2 separate regions of the Homo sapiens genome follow, and region 2 is linked to region 1. Evidence: read pairs that join two places in POLR2A ChIA-PET (ENCODE). Cell type or tissue: MCF 10A. All regions are shown on one strand.

What was found. Peaks named below come from ENCODE experiments on the same cell type or tissue, not always from the same donor. Only the 100,000 strongest peaks of a DNase experiment are listed, where the experiment ranks them.
Region 2: POLR2A ChIA-PET joins it to region 1 with 11 read pairs; 4 of 35 experiments call an interaction of 5 or more read pairs at or near these places.

The regions. Positions count from the first base shown.
Region 1 is chr6:149,333,495-149,338,494 of GRCh38, forward strand. The region is part of intron 1 of TAB2 (TGF-beta activated kinase 1 (MAP3K7) binding protein 2); the gene reads left to right. Among named protein-coding and RNA genes, the nearest start is that of TAB2, 18 kb to the left of the region's middle. RefSeq lists an enhancer at 3,219-3,368. In MCF 10A, no CTCF peak of the experiment used is centred here; DNase peaks (open chromatin) are centred at 867, 1,527, 2,627 and 3,287.
Region 2 is chr6:149,074,862-149,079,861 of GRCh38, forward strand. UST (uronyl 2-sulfotransferase) reads left to right here. Exons shown (of 8, transcript NM_005715.3): 8 at 1-2,129. Among named protein-coding and RNA genes, the nearest start is that of UST-AS2, 45 kb to the left of the region's middle. In MCF 10A, no CTCF peak of the experiment used is centred here; no DNase peak of the experiment used is centred here.

The DNA.
Region 1 (5,000 bases):
TTAATCTGTCTGTCTTCTACGCAGTCCTTCTGCCCATTTTCAGGTAGATGGTAGATGTATAGGCCAAGTTTCTCTTCAGTATTTTTATATACCTTTCCACTTTTGAGCTTTACAAGACAAAAATACCCTTAGCCCTTACTATTCCAATGCAGATTTAAATATTAGGAGATTGGGTATTTTTAAAACCATATATTCTTTTATTTCCAGATCCATAGTGTGTGTGTGTGTGTGTGTGTGTGTGTGTGTGTGTGTCTATGTGTCTGTGTGTACAGATACATATATTGTGTTAGTCCATGGCAAATTAGTAAAGTTTGTAAAAAGAATGTCTTTCTCTGGTATTGTTGACACCAACATAGTAAGAATGTTTAAGTGCTTTGCATTAAGCATCTCAGGGAATAAGGAAAGGGAGCTGTATAAAATAATTCTTTGTCTAGTAGGACAAACTGTGTAGTTAACTGAGTCTCGTATAGAGGTGCCTGCCTCACATGATTATTGGGAGCATTAGATGAGTTTATGCATTATAAGTCATTTGACCTAGTGCCTAGCACTTAGTAAATGTAAGCTATTAATAGAAAATTTATTGCTATAAAATTATAAAAATAATAAACTTTAAACTTTATAATCATTTTTGTTATAACTCTTCACTTGGCTTTCTTGATACCATTCTTCCCAACATTTTCTCTGCCTGATTTTTCTGACTTATTCTAAATTCTTCATCCTCAGGTCTCCTCTCTCTTACCTTTTTTTCATTATTCCCTGTGTCAGTGTCAGCACCTTCTGCTGAAACTCACTACAGCGTATCTCTACAAAATCTCTTGCCTTTCTTAGGGAGGAAAGTGACACGATTCAGCCAGTTTTTAGGAAGCTAGCCAAGTTTGTTACCACTGTGAAATACAGTTTAGAAAGGCTTAGCCAGGCATAAGGCCTGTAATACTAGAGTCTTGAGAGGTTGAGGCAAGAGGATTGCTGAAGCCAGGAGTTTGAGACCAGCCTGGGCAACATAGCAAGACCCCATCTCTAATAAAAATAAAAAACTAACTCGGCAGGTAAAGTGCACCTGTAGTCCTGCCTACTCAAGAGGCTGAGTTGAGAGGATCACTTGAGCCCAGGAGTTCGAGGCTGCATATCTATGATTACATGACAGCACTCCAGCCTGGAAAATAGAGCAAGACCTTGTCTCTTAAAAAAAAAAAAAAGAAAACCTTAAGAGTAGAACAAGCAGTCAAACAAGAGGTCATGGTGTTAGGTGATTGCCCAGATAACACATACTTGAACAAGGACATTGTGGTGGAAAAGAGAAATTTTTGTGAAAGTAATCAGTGAAACTTTGCCATTGATTATATGTGGAGAGGAAAAGAATTGAGAACTCTGAGGTTTCTAGCTTCAGAAGCATGTCATTTATAATTAACAGAGAAATACATTAGTGAGTAGGAGGCAGTGAGTTGAGTTTTGGACAAGGTGACTTTAGGTTGCCAGCATGGTATTGTCAGGCTATTAGTTTACTTGTTCCAGTCCCACCCCTCCCTTCCGCCTCCCTCCTTCCCTCACTCGCTCACTGAATTCCATTGCTATTAGTCTAAGAACTTCCCTTTAGGAAAAGTAATTTTTTTTAGTCACAGTCAGCAGTAGAGCTTGAAATTTGTGGAGACCAATTCCCCATTTCCTACCCACATTCTCATTATCCTCTTTTGGTCCGTTTCCCCAGGGAAAAAGGTGAAGATTATTTAGAATAATATCTACTACCATCATTACTACCACCCCACCCCACCTCACCTCCAGGAAATTGGTAGAAAAGTTTATATATAGATATGTATGTATGTATGTATTATATATATAAAAAATATATGTGTGTATATATAACATATATATAATATTTACATACATATATTTGAGACAGGGTATTACTCTGTCACCCAGGCTGGAGGGCAGTGGTACAATCATAGCTCACTGCAGCCTTAACTTCCTGGGCTCAGCCTTAACCTCCCACCTTAGCCTCCCAAGTACCTGGGACTACAGACACCAGCCACCATGCCTGGCTAATACTTTTTTTCTAACTTTTTGTAGAGGCAGGGTTTTGCTGTATTGCACAGGCTAGTCTCAAACTCCTTGGCTCAAGTGATCCTCTTGCTTTGGTCTCCCAAAGTGCTGCGATTACAGGTATGAGCCACTATACCTGACCTAGTTTTTTATTTTTACATCAAATAAATGAAGCAACTTGGCAGGGCTCTTTGAAGAAAAATACAATTTTATGAAGTGTTTGTGATTAAAATATTAATAAGCAGAGTAACACCTCATTCATCTAGTATTCTTAGGTAGTAAGTACATAAAATGATTGAAACTTACTCCTGAATCTATTTTAGAGATTTTATAGAGATTTTACAATATATTATGTATATTGTGTGTAGATAAATATAGATATTCATACCTCCAAATCTATTTCTTTATAATGTTTCACATACTTTGCTGCTTTCTGAAATAGTAACACCTCCTCCCCTCCCCCACTTTTACCCTGCATACTAAACCTTTTCTGGAAGATAGAAATAAACATTTTGTTTCAGAGCTTCAGAATGAGTCAGGAACCCCGGGTTCTAGTCCAGGGCCTGGCACTAAGTTGCTATATGAGAACTGAATCATAGATTCTAGAACAGTGCCTGGCACGTAGTAGTGCTTAACCAATATGTTTGGAATGAATCATTGTCTTGTGCTGACTTTAGTGCTCCTTCCTTGATTTATTACTTGGAATTCATTGCTGCCTAGTAAATAAGCTTCTGGGTTCTTAATTAAATAGGAGTATCTAGGTTCTGATAGAGGTGAACTATAAGCCTAATTTATGTCTGTTTTAACTCCTTAGTGGAACTTTTGGCTTATCTTGATGTATTTTCTGGTACTCGAAGTTGCCAAACAGATGATCTTCTGTGCTTGATTTATTGGGGGCACTTGCTGAGTACTTTATATGTGCCTATATTATGTATATGCAGTGTTCTATGTGTAAGCACATAGCACATGTCTCCGGGGATCTTATAACTTAGATGAAGAGACACAGAAGTAGACTGTAAGAGAATAATTAAATGTTGATTCATAAAGCATTGACCTACAGCTACATTAGTAGTTGTAGGAAAAGATCCATGTGGGCTGAAGCAGGATAAAAAGAATTCAAGTAGAAGGTGAAATTGGAATTGGTTTTGAAGAGGTAGTTAAGATTTTGATAAGCCTCAAGGTGAAGACATAACATTCTAAGCAAGGGCAGTAGTGTAGTAAGCAAAGAAAGGAAAGTGTGGGTTGAACATGTTCAGACAGGCCTGCCCAGATTCCTAAGGGTGTGGGGACTGCTGGGAAATAGAAGCAGGTGAATTTAATAGAGTAGTTTTAATCTGCAAGACCCTGAAGGGATCCAGGGATACAATTTAGAGGGCTGCATGCATTTAGATAAAAAAAAAAAAGTGACATCTTTATATTTTTATGAACTTTGAACTGAAATTTAGCATTTACTTTTAATAAGATTTTAAGCGGCAGACTACAGTAATATTAGCAGTACGTATATCTTTTATTACTAATAGAAAAAGCACAGATATTTTCAGATTACAGCTGTTGATATCTCTATAATTTATGCATATTACTACTTCAGAATTATGGTTTTTATTAGACTCCCACTAGATTTTATTGTATTATTACTAAAGAAGCATATGTATGAATATATCACATACAAGGTTTTTAAAAACACTTGATAACTGTTTCGGTATAATTGGTTTTCTTAGTAATGTATATTTTATGCATTTAAAACCATATTTTCAAAAACAACTATATTTTAGTAAAACTGGCTTTCTTTATAATCCTAGATATTGTATTTTATGCATTTAAAACCACTCTGAGGGGGACTCTGTAGCTTTCTCCAGACTGCCAGAGGGATTCATGACCCCCGATCTAGTGGAACCAAACTGGAGAAGGCATTGAAAAACCACACTGAGGGGTTTTAGCTGAAGTGATAAGCAGGAAAGGAGCCTTGCCAATTTTGTTCATTTGTTTGTTTTGTTTCAGTTACAGAATAGATGTGTTAACATAGAAAATTTCAAAGTTTCAACCAGTTTAGAAAAAAGGGTCAAACTCTTCTTAGCTCACAATTGTAGATAAACTGTTTAAAAAAATAACAGAAACTCATCTTGTAACACCACAGTCACTATCCTTCCTCTTTTATTATTTATCTGTTTCAGTTTATTAAATTCCTCTGCAATTGAGTGAAATATTTAAAGTGGTTATATAGGAAACTTTCTTAATCTCTTATACTATACTTACACAGAGGGTGGGAAGACTGGCAGGGAGCTAAGCAGTGGGTCTGGTCATTTATATGTTTGATGATAGGGATAGGGTGGTAAGCAGTTAGAGATAGAGTAAAATTGCAGGAGATATTGGAAAGAAAAAATAATAGAACTTGGTGGTATGGGAGCTGAGATGCATGGAGTCAGGTAAGAGAGAGTATCAGGAAGAAAGTTAAGTATAGGGTGCCTAAATTAGGATTCCTAGAATAATATTATACAGGTCCACAATGCTTTATCTGAAACCCTGAGGCCAGCTGTGTTTTGGGATTCAAACATTTTTGGATTTGGGAAAGGTAACGTGTATATTGTATATTACATAACTCTCCCAGCAAGGTCTGAGGTATCATCCTGTAACTAGACACTAGTATCTCTGCAGTGAAGGTGAAAATATTCACAGTAAGTGGGCTAAATCAAGCCTGTAAATAACCTTACATCGGTTCAACTCAGATTTTTGCCACCACCAAATGAGTTTCCATATGAAGCTTCGTGGAAAAATCTTGTCCTGACATTTTATTTCAGAACTATGGAAGTAATTGTGGACTGTATTGACTGTAATAACCATTGAGGAGAGTCTTAGAAGTTGTATTTTAAGGAATGTTAATTACAAAATGGATGCGATTTCAAGGAGTTGGGTAAAGGTAAAGAAAGAGAAGAGAGAAGAGTTAAGGTAACTTCACTTTGCAGGCT
Region 2 (5,000 bases), 260 kb before region 1:
AAGAGCAAGTCAGCTTGTGCCGCATCCCCAACCAATCCACAGCCTGGAGTACCTTTCAAGGTCAAAGTGCATGGCCAGCTCCATTGAGACATTCCATTTCAAAGCACCGTGCTGACAGATATCAAAGTACTCTAGCAGGGAAAATAATTTGTTTGCTGTGTAAGGAAGAATGTAGACAAGACAGATAAATCTGAAGGTCATGTGGCATCAGGGAAAGGGCATGGCTGTGTCTTTTGCACCCAATATGAAACATCTTCTCCCAACACTGCTTTAATGGAAGTTCTAGGAACCAATTTAGCTCAGGCATTTGACTCCTACAGCAGAAGTTCTGAGCCTGACCACAGATGGTGTGTAATCTATCAAACACACCCCTGGCCAAGTTGGGTCCTATAGGACCTGGTACTATGTACTATTGTAACTTCTAGTTCCCTAAGAGGTACCTGTTTTCAGTAAAAAGGGGTCCTGAGTTCTGTGCAGGTGGAAGAGCTACCCGAGAACTACCTGAGTTCTGTGCAGGTAGAGTCCCATTTCTTATGGGACCTGTGTGCTCCTGAGAACTCTTACTTGAGACATCAAAAAGAAGCAGCAAGAGCTTCTGGGACAGAGACTGCTTGGCCAGCTTTGTAAGTAAGTGGCTGCCTCCAATGTGATGTGAGTACATGTTGGGCAGTCTCACTGTCCTAAGGTATGTCTTCTTTCCACCTCCCACTGCCCCTCCCCTGCCACCTATCAATGATGCCTTGGTTCAGTCATTAGAAATCTGTTGCTTTGAGTTCTGAAATATTTTCACCTTAAAAAAAATGCTGAAAATACACATTCTCCTGGGAAGACGATAAACAGCTAGCTAAGAAGCCGAGGTTCAGTGGTGGCAGCAGGAAGGACACTGCCACAAATTTTGTCTATTTCATATTTGTCCCCTAGAGCCAGCCCTAGCAAATGTGTGAGTTGGGAGTAGTTAATAGTAAATAAGACTCTGACTTTACACAAGCTACACATTTTATACTTTTCATAAACCACAAAGTCTCTCTAGAATTTTTTCTGCCTTCACTAAAATTGGACTGTAGCCAAGATATAAAGCAAGTCATTTGGAACCTGCCGAGTGAGCACTGAAGCTACTTTATCATGAGATGTGTGTTAAGAAGGCTGCAGCCCACAGGAGTCCAGGGAAGGCGGGGACCACAGAGGCACAGAGTCCAGCACTTGGCCGCTCATGGGCCTTCTTTCTGCCTCAGAGGACGGGGGCAGAGAAGTGATGAAGGGAAATGTTCTTAGAGGAGGAAATATCCTTTGTCCTGTTCAGAGAGACCAGGGCCCTACCATTAGGCATACTTTCAGAAGCAACCTGGAGAACAGCTATCAATCATATTCAAAACCAGTACAAGAACTGCTGCCTGGTACCCTGTGAGTCATTTCTATGAAATTCCATATAAAGAATGATGATAAGTTTACACACTGTGCAATCTCACAATCTGAAAATAAAGTTGAGTTGGCTGTGTTTTCTCTGCTCTTGTCAGAACATTGGGACAATTGGTCGTTCAAAAACATTCATCCTCTTACTGCAAGTTTATCTGGGTACTTTTACCTGTGTGTTCAAAGGCATTTCTTTTCAGCAGTGATCATTATAACTTCACAAAAAAAGATGCTGACGGATTTACTTACAGGGCCTTAATGTTATTTTGTCCCAGCCAACACCCTCTAGGTCCTAAAAGTCAAGGTACTTCAGTTTATTTGGCAAACATGACAACATTTTTTTTGGCCCTGGGCCCAACAGTTTGTACTTCATGAAACATATTGTACATTTTACATAGTTTAATTTAAAAAATACCTTTTAAGCTAGTTGATCTTTGACTGTCTTATTTATTATAACCTTTCAGCACATTCCAAGGTTTTAGTTACTCAGGAAGGAGTTAATTAAAATGATTTTATTTTGGTCTGATGGATGTTTTTTAAAAGGAAAATTATTATTATGAACCTTCAGCCTACTTTCTTGAGTGCCGTAAAAGTGCTTGTAAATCTTTTTTTTTTTTTAAGAAGAAAGAAAAAAATGGTGTTTGACGTTGATGGAAATTCAAAAATATATATGGAACTGAAACATTAACTTAGCTAAAATAAAAGCAATCTGTGTTTGAGATGAAGCATTCCTTAACTTATTCATCACCCATATAAATAAATAAATATAAATAAGTTGACATATTTCTTCCATCCTGTTGACAGCTGGAAATAAAAGTGCCTGCAGTTCCTCCCCTCAGCCTTCTTAATTGGCCAAGCTTTTTTCCTCAAGATGGGATTTTGAAAAGCTGTATTTTAAAAAGTGTATCAATTTTCATTCGTGTAATTATATGACAGCAAAAAAAAGGGGGCTGATAAAATGAACTAGTCATTTACTCATGTTGTTGCATATTTTAAAAAGCAAACAGGTGATTTTATCAGTATTTCCACGGTTGGTTTCATGTCGGGGTGCTACATCTGAATCATCTGTCTCTGTTATCCAGCATCTACGGGGCATGTCTACCGTCAGATAGGAAAGGAAGGATGTGCCCCAATTCTCAGTGTCTACGATGATCTGTTTCTCAGACATGCAGCACTTCAAAACCTGGACCACTCTAAGCTCTCAAGTGAGTAGTCTTGATCTGGAAACACCGTTCTTGGGAAATTTCACTGCTGTGGTCAAATGGAGCTTACAAAGAGAAACAAACTATGCTCCCTGTGTGTCTGATGCTACATTCCAATTACATGTGACTGTTATATAAAAGAATCAGAATGCTGATACGAAAGGAAAGAAAAATCCACTTTGGTAATGGTATGCTTTATTTCAAGTAAGAATATGAGAATCTTAAACAGCAGGTGATAAGTGGTGACCTTTGTTCATCATTTTGTTTGTCCTTCTGTAACTCAATCAAATGATGTTTGACTCAATCAACTTTAGAGCCAAAAATACTCAAGAAAAACTGGACCGTGCCATATCTGGGGTTGCTTGTGTGGTCTGAAGTTCTTTATACATGTGCCATCACCTGCGGGTTTATCCAATGAGCTATTTGGCCTTTAATGAATTTTATAGATAATGACAGTATTTCTTAAAAGGCAGGATGACAGCCGAGCGCGGTGGCTTATGCCTGTAATCCCAGCACTTTGGGAGGCCGAGGCGTGCGGATCACGAGGTCCAGAGATTGAGACAGTCCTGGCTAACACAGTGAAACCCCGTCTCTACTAAAAATACAAAAAATTAGCTGGGTGTGGTGGCATGCGCCTGCAGTCCCAGTCACTCAGTAGGCTGAGGCAGGAGAATCACTTGAACCTGGAAGGCAGAGGTTGCAGTGAGCCGAGATCATGCCACTGTACTCCAGCCTGGGTGACAGAGCGAGACTCCGTCAAAAAAAAAAAAAAAGAAACAAAAAAAAAGCAGGATGACAATCCATAGCTATTAAGAAAAATAGCCCTCTGGGTCAAAATTGTGAAACCCCCTTCAAGTAAAGATAAAGAGGAGTTATTTTACTAACACGGCTTATTTCACATCAGATGATAAAGAAATCTGTAAAAAATAAACAAACATAATGTTTTAAATATCCTGCTACAGAAAAGTCTTTTTTGGGCTAAAACCAAAAATCCAAGTCTGTTAAGAAAAACACACAGAACTTCTTTCACAGCCCAGCACATTCATTGTGATATCATGTGGTGTTAGTCGGCTAGGCCTACCGTAACAAAGTGCTGCGGACTGGTTGCCTTAAACAACAGAAGTGTATTGTCCCATAGTTCTGGAGGCTGGAAGTCCGAGATTGAAGTGCTGGCAGGGTTGGTTCCTCCTGAGGCCTCTCTCCTGGGCTTGCAGAGGGCACCTTATCCCTGCATCCTCCCGTGTCCTTCCCCCGTGCCTGTCTGTGTCTTGATCTCTTCTTCTAAGGACCGCAATCATATTGGATTAGGGCTCACTCTAATGACCTCATTTTAACTTAATGACTTCGTTTAAGACCCTAATATGGTTTGGCTGTGTCCCCACCCAAATCTCATATTGAATTGTAGTTCCCATAATCCCCACATGTGAAAGGGACCCGGTGATGGATAATTGAATCATGGGGGTGGTTACCCCCATGCTATTGTTCTCGTGATAGTGAGTTCTCATGACATCTGATGGTTTTATAAGGGGCTTTTCCCCTTTTGCTGGGCGCTTCTTCTTGCTGCTGCCACCATGTGAAGAAGGACATGTTTGCTTCCCCTTCTGCCATTATTGTAAGTTTCCTGAGGCCTCTCCAACCATGCTGAACAGTGAATCAATCAAACCTCTTTCCTTTATTAATTATCCAGTCTTGGGTATGTCTTAATATTAGCAGTGTGAAAACAGACTAATACAGATCCTATTTCCAAAAATGCTCACATTCTGAGATACTTGGTTAAGACTTTCATATATGAATTTGTGGGGGACACACAATTCAGCCCATAACACCCAGACTATAGCAGAAAAGTTAGGGCAGAGGAACTGAATTCCTACTAGGAGAGAAGCAAGCCTCAAAGTGCAGATTCCTATAGTTGCATTGGGGCTCTGGAGCAGTGATCTGGTCCATTCCCTCATTTTACAGACAAGGAAAACCAAGGTCCAAAGAGGAGACACAAATATGTCACATGCTAACTTTGCCCATTGAGGGTTCCCTTAACTTTTGAAGCAGCTACCAAATTAAAACTTTAAAAAGATGATATAGCCAAAGCCCATCTACAGACCTAGGATCCAGAATGAAAGTGATGAGGCACTTTCAGCCACACCCACTGCCACCTGCTGTACTGGAGCAGCCTCACCATAGGGCTCTCCTGGGAGCCGGGGCTTTGGAACTCGCCTTTCCACAGAGGGAGGGGAGGCCCTATTGGTTTTCAGTCACTGAAGTCCTCAGAGACAAATCCCAAATAAATATTTTATTTTTAATTTTTCTGTCTGCTCAAAAGACACAGAGAGGTTCTTGTTCCTTGGTAAACAGACTTGGAGCATGTTTGCCCATCTCAGATTACAGAGTTTT